2 separate regions of the Mus musculus genome follow, and region 2 is linked to region 1. The links are chromatin contacts, found by POLR2A ChIA-PET in ENCODE. All regions are on one chromosome and are shown on one strand. The core of a region is the stretch at or near the end of the contact, and the rest is flanking DNA. Distances in the headings are between cores, read along the strand shown. Region 1 holds the start of Setd7 (SET domain containing (lysine methyltransferase) 7). Region 2 overlaps Maml3 (mastermind like transcriptional coactivator 3).

What was found. ChIA-PET counts read pairs that join two places held with the same protein, here RNA polymerase II (POLR2A).
Region 2: POLR2A ChIA-PET joins it to region 1 with 13 read pairs in Patski. The contact joins the enhancer-like site here to the promoter of Setd7 in region 1. POLR2A ChIA-PET finds 5 or more read pairs at or near these places in 2 of 5 experiments (Patski and embryonic stem cell).

Annotation. Positions count from the first base shown.
Region 1 is chr3:51,557,889-51,562,751 of GRCm38, forward strand. Setd7 (SET domain containing (lysine methyltransferase) 7) reads right to left here and starts at 2,935. Exons shown (of 8, transcript NM_080793.5): 1 at 2,630-2,935. The coding sequence starts at 2,669. 5031434O11Rik (RIKEN cDNA 5031434O11 gene) reads left to right here and starts at 2,097. Exons shown (of 5, transcript NR_160686.1): 1 at 2,097-2,320; 2 at 2,861-3,001.
Region 2 is chr3:52,067,804-52,072,738 of GRCm38, forward strand. All of the region lies in intron 1 of Maml3 (mastermind like transcriptional coactivator 3), which reads right to left. Among named protein-coding and RNA genes, the nearest start is that of Maml3, 35 kb to the right of the region's middle. Within about 2 kb of position 2,213, at least 1 of the 3 ENCODE cell types and tissues checked has a DNase peak (open chromatin) inside an H3K27ac peak, as active enhancers do.

The DNA.
Region 1 (4,863 bases), core at 1,685-4,184:
TTGCCCAACACAGCAAAGGAAACAAGGGAAGGAAGAAAGAGAGAGAGAGAGAGAGAGAGAGAGAGAGAGAGAGAGTGAGTCTTGTTGTTGTTCTTTTAAAAATCCAGGAATAGATATCACATCTGTAATGGCAGCACATCATATCAAAGCCAGCCTGGGCCACAGAGATCGTGTTTCACAGATCCACAAAAACAAAAATCTGCAAAAAAGCAAAACAAGGAAGTTCCTCTACTTGTTTACTCTTAGGTAAAACTGAGTGACTGCCCAAGACAAGCCAGCGTTTAAGCCAGCTGTCATAGCATAATTATTAATGGTGCCTTTCTTGCTCTAATGAGCTGATTTATAGTAGTGCTATATCTGTCCATCCTATATAAAAGCCCCCCCCCTCACCACCCCTACAGTTAAGGTAAAGAAACTGCAGTGTTTTGAATCTACTGGACTAACATGAAACCTGAAAATATACTTTAAACATTTCTTATCATTTTGAGACAGGGTCTTATAGTTCAGGCTGGGTTTGGACTTGCTATGCAGCCGAGGGTGACCTTGACCTCCTGATGCTCCTGCCTCCGCCTCCACCTGCAGGTGTGTATGCCACGGGCCTGGTTTTTGTTCACATGCCAGTGCTAGGATCATAAACAACAGAGCACATTTTCTAAACATCAGCCCTGGAGAAGGTGGCTTGGGCTGGGGGCACTATCTGTGCTTAAGGGTTTGTTTTTAAAAATTGCAAGTAAAAGAACAGGAGGAGGGGCTGGAGAGATGGCTGAGTGGTTAAGAGCCCCGGCTGCTCTTCCATAAAACCTGGGAAGAATTCCCAGTACCCACATGGAAGCTCACAACTGTCTGTAACATCAGTTCCAGGGAATATGACATCCTCACGCTGACATACATGCAAACAGAAACACCACTGCGCATGACATTAAAGAATAAAAAAATCACCATCATCAACAACAACACAAACAAACCTAAAAAATACTGTTTAGGGCAAAAAAACCCCAGGAAGAATGAGAGCGACAGTGGCACTTTGTTAAGAACACTTTTTCTGTCATAGCAGAAATTTACAAGAAGTCAATAACTTTGGAAGTTAAAGAAGGCTTCCTATGATTGGCTCAAACAATGCTAGCTGGGCCTCATTAATCCCAACACTGGGTTTATTTAGAGAAATGTAAGCTCTGTGGATCCGCATTTTAGTCTCTCCAAAAGTTACAAGCAAAACTATGTACTTAAAAGTTGTTAAAAAAAAAACAAACAAACAAAACAAAAACTAAAATGAAGAAATACATTTTACAAAGTAAATTAGAATGGATGCCTTTCCGGAAATTCAAAAAATTATTCTGCTTCATCTCACCCTAAGCCTTCAGCAGTCTGCAAAAGTTGTATTTATGGACACACCAAAGAGATTTCTCCCCACGTAGCACTAACAAGTACATATCCATATGCATTTGTTAAGCACAGCCACTTTTTCTTTATCGTTTGTCAGACCTGTTTATACAAATGAGATCAAAACCAGATTCAACCACCGACTTAAAATTAGTCAGTTGCTGTGTTTAACAAATTCTGGAACAACACTACGCAATCTTGCAAAAACATCACGGGAACACTATCTGGGATAGAATAAGATAAATAATAAATACGCTTAAGAGTGTTTTCCAGTGTTCGTTGTTACAAAATCATAACCTCTCAAGCCACAAACAACGAGATTGTATAACGTCGCCACGGACGTTTTATAAGTAGGGGGGCAAAAAAGAAAAAAAAAAAAAAAAAAGAGGCGGAGAAACTCAGCAAAACACGGTGGCGACGGGAGTCGGGGGAGGGGTGCGCAAGAGGGGGCGGAGAAACCTGACACCCAGGCGGTGATATCACCGGCAGCCGACAGCTCGGAATTCAGAAAGTTAAGTGTCACCCAGCAATTTGGGTCCCGGCTGGAGCGTCCGCACGGCGCGCCTGCACCTCGCTGGGAAGCCGGGAGGGGGAAGGGCGGGTGGCTGAGTTCGCCCAGGGGCAGGGTAGCCTGGTGGGGAGCGGCGTGCTCTACCTAGCCATGATTTCATCTTTTTTTTTTTTTTTTTTTTTTTTTTTTTTTTTACCCCGGAGGAGCGGCCAGGGCCGCCATGTGCCTGGTGTGCGGCCGGGTGCGTTGCGATGGGAGACCCACCTAGACCCGGCCCTGGTGGCCATGGGACGCAGCGACTCAGTCAGGAAAAGGGCAGGCGGTCGGAGAGGGGAAGTCGAGGTGGCTGAAACAACGCTGCCCCGCGGAGATCGCGGGCCTCAAGGGACTGCCCTCCCATCCTCCATCCCCGCAAGGACTAAGGCCAAGGTGCTAGGCAGCGTCGCAACTCCCAGGGAGGATGCTGCCGAGGCCAGGCGGGATGCAGGGGCCCAGCTTTCCCAGGGCGGCGGACCCCGCGGGGCCCCATTCCCCGCCCCTGCCCCGCCGCGCCCCGCACGCTCCCGGCGGCGTGGCGTAGGCAGTGCAGCCCCCGCCTGAGCCGAGCGACCCGCCATCCGCTTAGGGACCGCGGCGGCCTTCGGCTCGGCCCGGCGCGCGTCGCAGACCGCCACTCTTTTGGCGCTTTCCGCCCCAGGCGCCTGTCCCCACCCCAGAGTCCTGGAGAAAAGCTTGTACCTTCCACGGCTTCCTCCACCACCTCATCGTCGCTATCCATGGCGGCTGAGACCCTACCCAGCCCGGGGCCGTGCGGCCGGCTCCCGTCCCTCTGGGTGCTCCTGGTGGCTGAGCGAGCGCTGGAGCTAAGCCCTGCGAGTTTGGAGGAGGGGGAGGAGGGGGAGGAAGAGGAGGAGCAGTCGGGGCGGCTCGCGCTGCCTCCCCCTACAGTCCTTTCAATTCCTCCGCCAGCCGCGGCAGCCGCAGCCGCCGCCCCCTCTCCTCTCGTCCCCGGTCCCGGAGGCTCTGGGGTGCTGCCGCCACTGCAACTTTCTCCTGTGATACCCCCTCTTTGTTATGGAGCAGCTGATCCGCTGACATCACCCGGCGCCGGTGCGCTCCCTCCCTCGTTGATTGACAGTTCCCTGTCCTTTCCCAGAAGTGAGGATCCTTAGAACCCAAGGTGCTCCGGAGCTGCGCCGCCTCTTAAGACCAGGCAGTGGGCAGACCAGGCGGCGTTTACCTTTTGGCTTGGTTCACTGTTCGCCAGCCACGCGGTCCAGGTCGCCGCCGGCTGTTCGCTAGCGCCGGGGGCCTCGAGGGTACCCGCCTGGGGTGGGTGAGGGGCTCAGAGCACCTGATACCCCACGATGTGCCACCAGGGACTTGGAAGTGCGTCATGCTGGGTGTTCCTACCACTATCTCACTCCTGGACAGCTGGAGCGCACTCGGAACTAAGGAAGCCTTTGGTTCCTGAGCTTCTACTTCCTCTTGCCCTCGAGCCCCACTTCACTCGGCTCGCTACTGCCCAGAGTTGCAAAGTGCGGCGGGCCCAGGAGCGCAGGTGCCCCGTCCCCCTTCCACTGCCCAGCGCTGCCTCCACAAGCCAGTTCCCTCGACTCCAGGGGGCGTCCTGCGTCCTGGATTCCTCCCGACTGAACGTCCTACCCAGGAGTCCCCAGTCTCCATCTTCTTTCGCATCTCCAGGCCCCTAGAGAGATCCAGGAATTCAGCAAACCCAAATGGCAGCAGGCTGGTAATCAGGCCGCACCCGAGCTTTGGCCGATTCCTTCTCCTTGTCTTGAAGATGGAGCCACCAAGCGGAGAGCCGGAGCCAGGACCCTGTGTCTAGCGCTCCTCCTTCTCTCGCCTCCGGTCCTGTATTTGTGATGTCCCTAGATGTTTCTTTAGTTTCTCCAAGTGCCAACCACTTCACAGACTCAGGCATCTTTGAGGGAAGAAAACTCCCTTCCCAGCCCAGCCACTTAAAGAGTGTCATTATGTCCTCTTACAGGTGGCAGCAAAGGATCTCTTTAAATAGCGGGTTAAATGCATGCGCATGTACCCAATGTACTGTGGAATTACCCGGTGCTGGTCTGGCCTTCTGCCAAGAACAGTCATCGTGGCGGGTGGGAAGGATGGGGCAGGAACCAAAGAAAGTTGTTCCTTTTCGTTTTCTGAACAATAAATGAGGCAGGATTTCAAGTCACTTCCAAAGCCTGAGAGAGTCCCCCCCCTCCTTAATTTCTTAAATGCCTTTTTTTTTTCATTTTCTTTTTCTTTTTTATTTAAGGCAGGATCTCCTGTAGCCCGGTCTCTCACCTCTAACTCACTGTATACAGGAAGACGATTTTGAGCTAATCATCCCGCCTCTATCTTCACAGCCCCGTAATTACAAACCTTGGCAGCATGCTGAATTTATAGTACTGGAGATACAATCCAGACTTTTCCATGCTAGAAAAGCAAGCTCTCCACCAAATGAGCTGCACCCCCACTGGCTGATATATGTCAGCCAGAAAAAAAAAAAAAGTAAAAGAAACAGGGCATGGTGGTATTAATCGCTGCACTAGGGAGGCAGAGGCAGGTAGATCTCCGAGTTCAAGGCCAGCCTGTTTGGTGTATAGAGTGAGTTCCTGGTCAGCCAGGGCTACATAGAGAAATACTGTCTCAAAGGGAAAACCACTTAAGAGAAAAATTATGGAGACACTAACCCCAAATACCATCAGAAATGTTAGCTCCATTCTGACTGCGTTCGAAAGAGGAAGGTTGTGGATGTGGAGTTAGAAGGCTTAGGGTCCAGTCTCCTTCACCTGCAAAGTGCACCAGGGTGGCCACTCTGGCAGTATGGGTTCCTCTTCTGGGCATTAGATACTCAGGCCATATGGGGAGGGACTTCTGTGGTTTAGGCTGGTTTACTCTTTGACCCTTTAGCCTAGGCTACACCACTGTACACACTGGCTCAGGCTACGCTGTCC
Region 2 (4,935 bases), core at 963-3,462, 510 kb after region 1:
GAATGTACCTTTAGAACTTAGGGTTTCTTGGTTCAAATAGGCAGCCATAGCATGATCATCACATCCAAGGAGTATTGAGCAGCTTTCCCTAGCTTGACCTAATCGTCATGAGTGTGGAAGCATCTATTTTTTCAATTCGCTTGCCCTAAGGTTTTCAGCAGGGGAACACACTGCTAGACAACTCACAGACCAGGTGACTCATTTATAAAAAGTGCCAAGCTCGGGTCTGACATGACCATAGCATTCCTGCACCTCACTTCAACACAACCAACCATGTTCGACGTTTGTCCTACACAGCTATGCAAAATCATTTGTTTTCAATTCATTATTTGTTCAAAGATTTTGAGTAGACTTCCACACGTAAGTTCACACTACCGAGTTCTTCATAGCCCCTAATAATCCATTAAAAACAAAACAAAACAAAAAACAAAGGCTTAGTAGATGTTTTCCTTCCTCTTGGAACTAAAGGTCTTACTCTCCATGAACACTCTCAATTTCTGCTTTTAAAATAGAACTCTGGGTAAGGGGGGAAAGATGCCGTAGTACAATTAACTGAGTATGCCAATGAATGCACAGAGTGAATGTCTCCACCAACAGAACCCTGCATCTGTGAAATGAATGTGAAAGACCATCTCCAGTATAGCTCGAGGGAGGAATGGTCTCCTCAGCTGACACTGGCATTCATGTTCAGACTCAAGAACAAGTGTGGAAGTTCACTTCTTTGGGACTCTAAACATGTGCAAAATACTCCTTGACTGAAACTAAAAACAGGTGCAAAATGTAAATATATCCAATTTTTGAACTGAGATATTTCTGGAAAAGGTAAATATATATGTATATATATATGTGTGTGTGTGACAATTCATTATTAGATGGATAGTAAAATAACTATTTTGCAAAATTAAAATTCACATATATGTATGTGCCTTTAAAGGCACATATGTGTGTGTGTGTGTGTGTGTGTGTGTGTGTATATATATATATATATATATATATATATATACACACATAAATATGCTTTTAAAAACGTGTGCATGAAATGGGGAGGGCTTGTGCACATGAGGACCCTCCAAAGCTGGAGAACAGCATCAGACGTTTGGTAACATCCACCTGTGTGCTGGGAAGCAGTTAGTGCTCCAACTGCAGAGCCATCCCTCCAGCCCCAAACTGATTTCTTAACAAAGCAAATATCATCCTTTTGAACTTTGCATTTGAACCTAACAAATTTTCCCGCAAAATATGCAAATGAGACACACATTCACGTGTCTATTTTAATCCAGAAAATGGGTACTGATTCACCTTACTTTGAAAGAAAAGTGATGGAGAAACATGTGCCAACTCTGAACTCTAACCATCCAACCTGCAACACTCTGGTTTGCTGACAGCATTTCTTGTTATTTTATTCTTTCCTTGAGATTCAGAAAAGCTGATTCCACAGAAACAAACAAGATGGGACTACAAAATGGCTAAGCAAGTAAAGGCGGTTGCCGCCAAGCGGGAGGAGCTGAGTTTGATTCCCAGGACAACCTACATGGTACAAGGATAAAACCAACTTGTCTTCTGACCTCTGTAGTGAGTGCCCCCTAAAATAAATAAGTGTAATTTAAAACCGAAAATAAAAACACCGTCCTGAAGAGGTTAAACACAAGACTGAAAATCTCTTTCTCTTTGCTGATACTTTCACACAATACAAAAGGCTGTATTCGGGCGGCTGGGCGTGGTGGCATTTGGGAGGCAGAAGCAAGTAGATCTCTGTGAGTTCAGGGACAGCTAGAAATACGCAGTAAGATCCTGTCTCAGGGACCAGGGACGAAAAAAAGAAAGAGAGAGAGAGAGAGAGAGAGAGAGAGAGAGAGAGAGAGAGAGAGAGAGAGAGAGAGAGAAAGCAAGCTAGAGCTGTACTACAATGGCTACATATTCTGAACAACCAGCCAAATTAATCAAGCTATGCTGCATAAACGAGATCTGAAGTGTCGCTCGGGCGCTCTCCTGGGAAAGACACCCACACAGAGAACATTTCTCTTGCTTGTTCTCTTGCGCTCCTGACGGACAGGAGAAATCAAGAGGACGTATGTTCTACAAAACCAAATGATCAACCTGAATCGACTGCCTGGGTTCAATCCCTTCCCGATGCCGCGGGAAAGTGCCGCTCTAAGCCCAGGCGCTAGCCCCACTGCTTCCCTCCCGCCATCCTGGGCAGCTGTGGGCTCTTGCAGACAAAACCATTAGAGCTGGCTGACACCCCACGGGGCAGGAAATGAATCACCGCTTTACTCAACCGAAACTGCGGCAGGTTTTAAGGAAGCTAAGCACAGTTGGCCAAATTGAATCAGTAGCAGTTAGCTGGTAAAGAAGTGTCGAGGGACTGTGACCAATGACAAAGGATTAGCATTTTGGATCTGCTTTTCCACTCTCGGAGCAGATTTTTAGCAAGCACAGGTGCCTTTCGTGTAAGGTTCCCTGTGGCTGCACAGACCACCAACAGGTCCCTGCGAGGACATGCTAGACACCCGAGGTAGGTGAGGCTCCTTGACACATCCAGAGGTCCAGGCTCTGGCTGCCTTTGGTTTTCACTGGAATATGTCTTTTTAAAAAGGGTCAGTTTCTTCCTCAAATTTAGAAGTTCTACAGTTTGTTCTCAAAAATTGGGGCTCTGTCTCATGTGAACTGAGGTAGGTCTTAGATCTTAATACAAGAAAAATGGGAGTTAGGGGCAAAGCCATTATCTTCGATTTTCTTTACTACAACCTGAAAGCAAACATTTGTGAGGCTAATGACAATGATCCAAACACTGAATTTTCTTAAACCCAGGCTATTGTCTTCCTTCAGACGATGCTTCTCTGACTTGTCTGCTGACCACACAGAAACCTAATTTTTAAGCCGAAAGCTAGTTTCAAATGTAGCTTTATGTTTTATGCGCATTTTTAATACAGACCTTTAAAAGTCTAATTTGCAGAATATTTCCCTAAGAAAACAATCAGGTGTTTCCTAGGTAACAAAGCAAGGCATTCCCAATTAGAAAGAAGTCTTTTCCACAGTTCTGTTTAGAAATCAAAATACATCTAAGTTGACAGATGACAGAAATTGGTCAAATCAAATTTTTCCCCTCCAAGTCCCACAAAGGTACACGTTAAAAGTTTCTAAATTACAGCCAGATCTCCAAAGAGTTACAATCGTCTCAGGTTAGCACAGGAGTAGAACAGGTTTTGTAAGCACACCACACAACATCTGAGGTCATTAGTTCATATTTGAGAAGAAAGCTACTTGGCTCAGCTGGTAAAGGCACTTGCCACCAAGACTGACTGCTTTGAGTTTGATGCCCAGGAGCTGAACAGTAGAGGGAATTGACTCCTGAAGGCTGTCCTCTGCCTTCCAAATGCACACTGTGGGATACACACACACACACACACACACACACACACACACACACAAGCTAAATAAATGTTATTAAGAGAGAGAGAGAGAAGCAGAGAGAGAGAGAAAGATAGAATTTTTAGTCCACAAAACTGACATAGTGCATAGGTAATTCTTGGGAAACCTGTGTGTGACATTTCTAGGGTTTCTCACAGGCCACTGCACATAGTAATTTATGCAAATACCTCAGAGAAACAAACCTAAAGAAAGCCCACTGGCTCATACCTTCTAATGCCTGCAGTAAACAAGGAGATTCACAACTGCAGGCCTTTCTTCATCCCACAGCTAGACATCTGGCAGAACAGATGCCCCTTCATCAGCCACAACCTCCACATCTAAACATTTAAGAGTTTGGTTTTTTTTCTATTTTTCCTAATGTGTTCGGCCTTCTAAAATATTAGTCATGGGCTGGAGTAGAGGGTAGTGACAAAACATTTGCCTAGTACACAGGAGGTCTTTCCTGAAAATAAGTAACAGCCGTAGCAACAGCAACAACTATCTATGGATAGAATATATGGAACCAGACGTAGGCTTACTAGCTATAGAACCGTGGTCAAGGCCCGAGACCATTCTTGTGCCTCAGTTTCCCCAGCTGAAAACATCCCTACCTCCCTGGTTAGCTCTGAAGATGAAATGAGTCACTGAATGTTTTACTGATTAGTACAGCACATACTATAAATACCACATGAGTGTTAACCAATCCACGGGTGAAGACCGGGCATTAGAACAAAGATTATGGCAGGCGTCCTATTTACGCCAGTATGAAAGAGTGAGTTCCTACCAAGACCACAGTGTGCAACACTGAAGGGTTTCAGAAAGCCCCGGTTCATTCCTATGGTCAAGAGTTATATTACAGTGCTGCACCAGGGGAGACAACCCAACAGTCCCCAGCTCCAAAAGTAACATCTGTGAGAGTCACTTCAGAGCCAGGCCCAGTGCTAATCAGATTCTCTTTCATTGTCCCACACAGCAAAGGAGGACACACCAGGGAAGGACACTGGGCCCTGCATGCACAGTGTAATCCTTTAAACCAAACCAATTATTTTCCTAAGGGATGTGGGGACAATGAAAGCTTGACAGGAAGAGAAGTGACAGACGGACACAGCGTCTGACAAAGGTAACCTGACTCATATTCTAATCTCCTAAAATTCGGGGAGCTGAGCCCAGGGTCGGGCATGCTAAGCACACACTCTGCCCTTAATACAGCTACTAACTGAAAATAATCTATGGCTGCATTTCCCACAGAATTCAGTCAAAGGCCAGGTGTACCATCAGGGCAGTTTCAAAGTTCACCTAATTAGGCCAACCTCAAGATTTTGCCTTAACCTCCGCTCTGGCCAGAAAAACAGAGGGCTTGTCATGATGTAATCCTTTCTAGAGGCCATCAAAAAGATGTTACCGTGAAGAGTTTTAAGAGCGCCCATAACCGTAAAGAGAACTAAGATTCGGCCACTGAGGTCTCCTGTCAGAAATCAATGTAATTACACTCCTCTGATAGCTTCTTAAATATTCATTTCATAT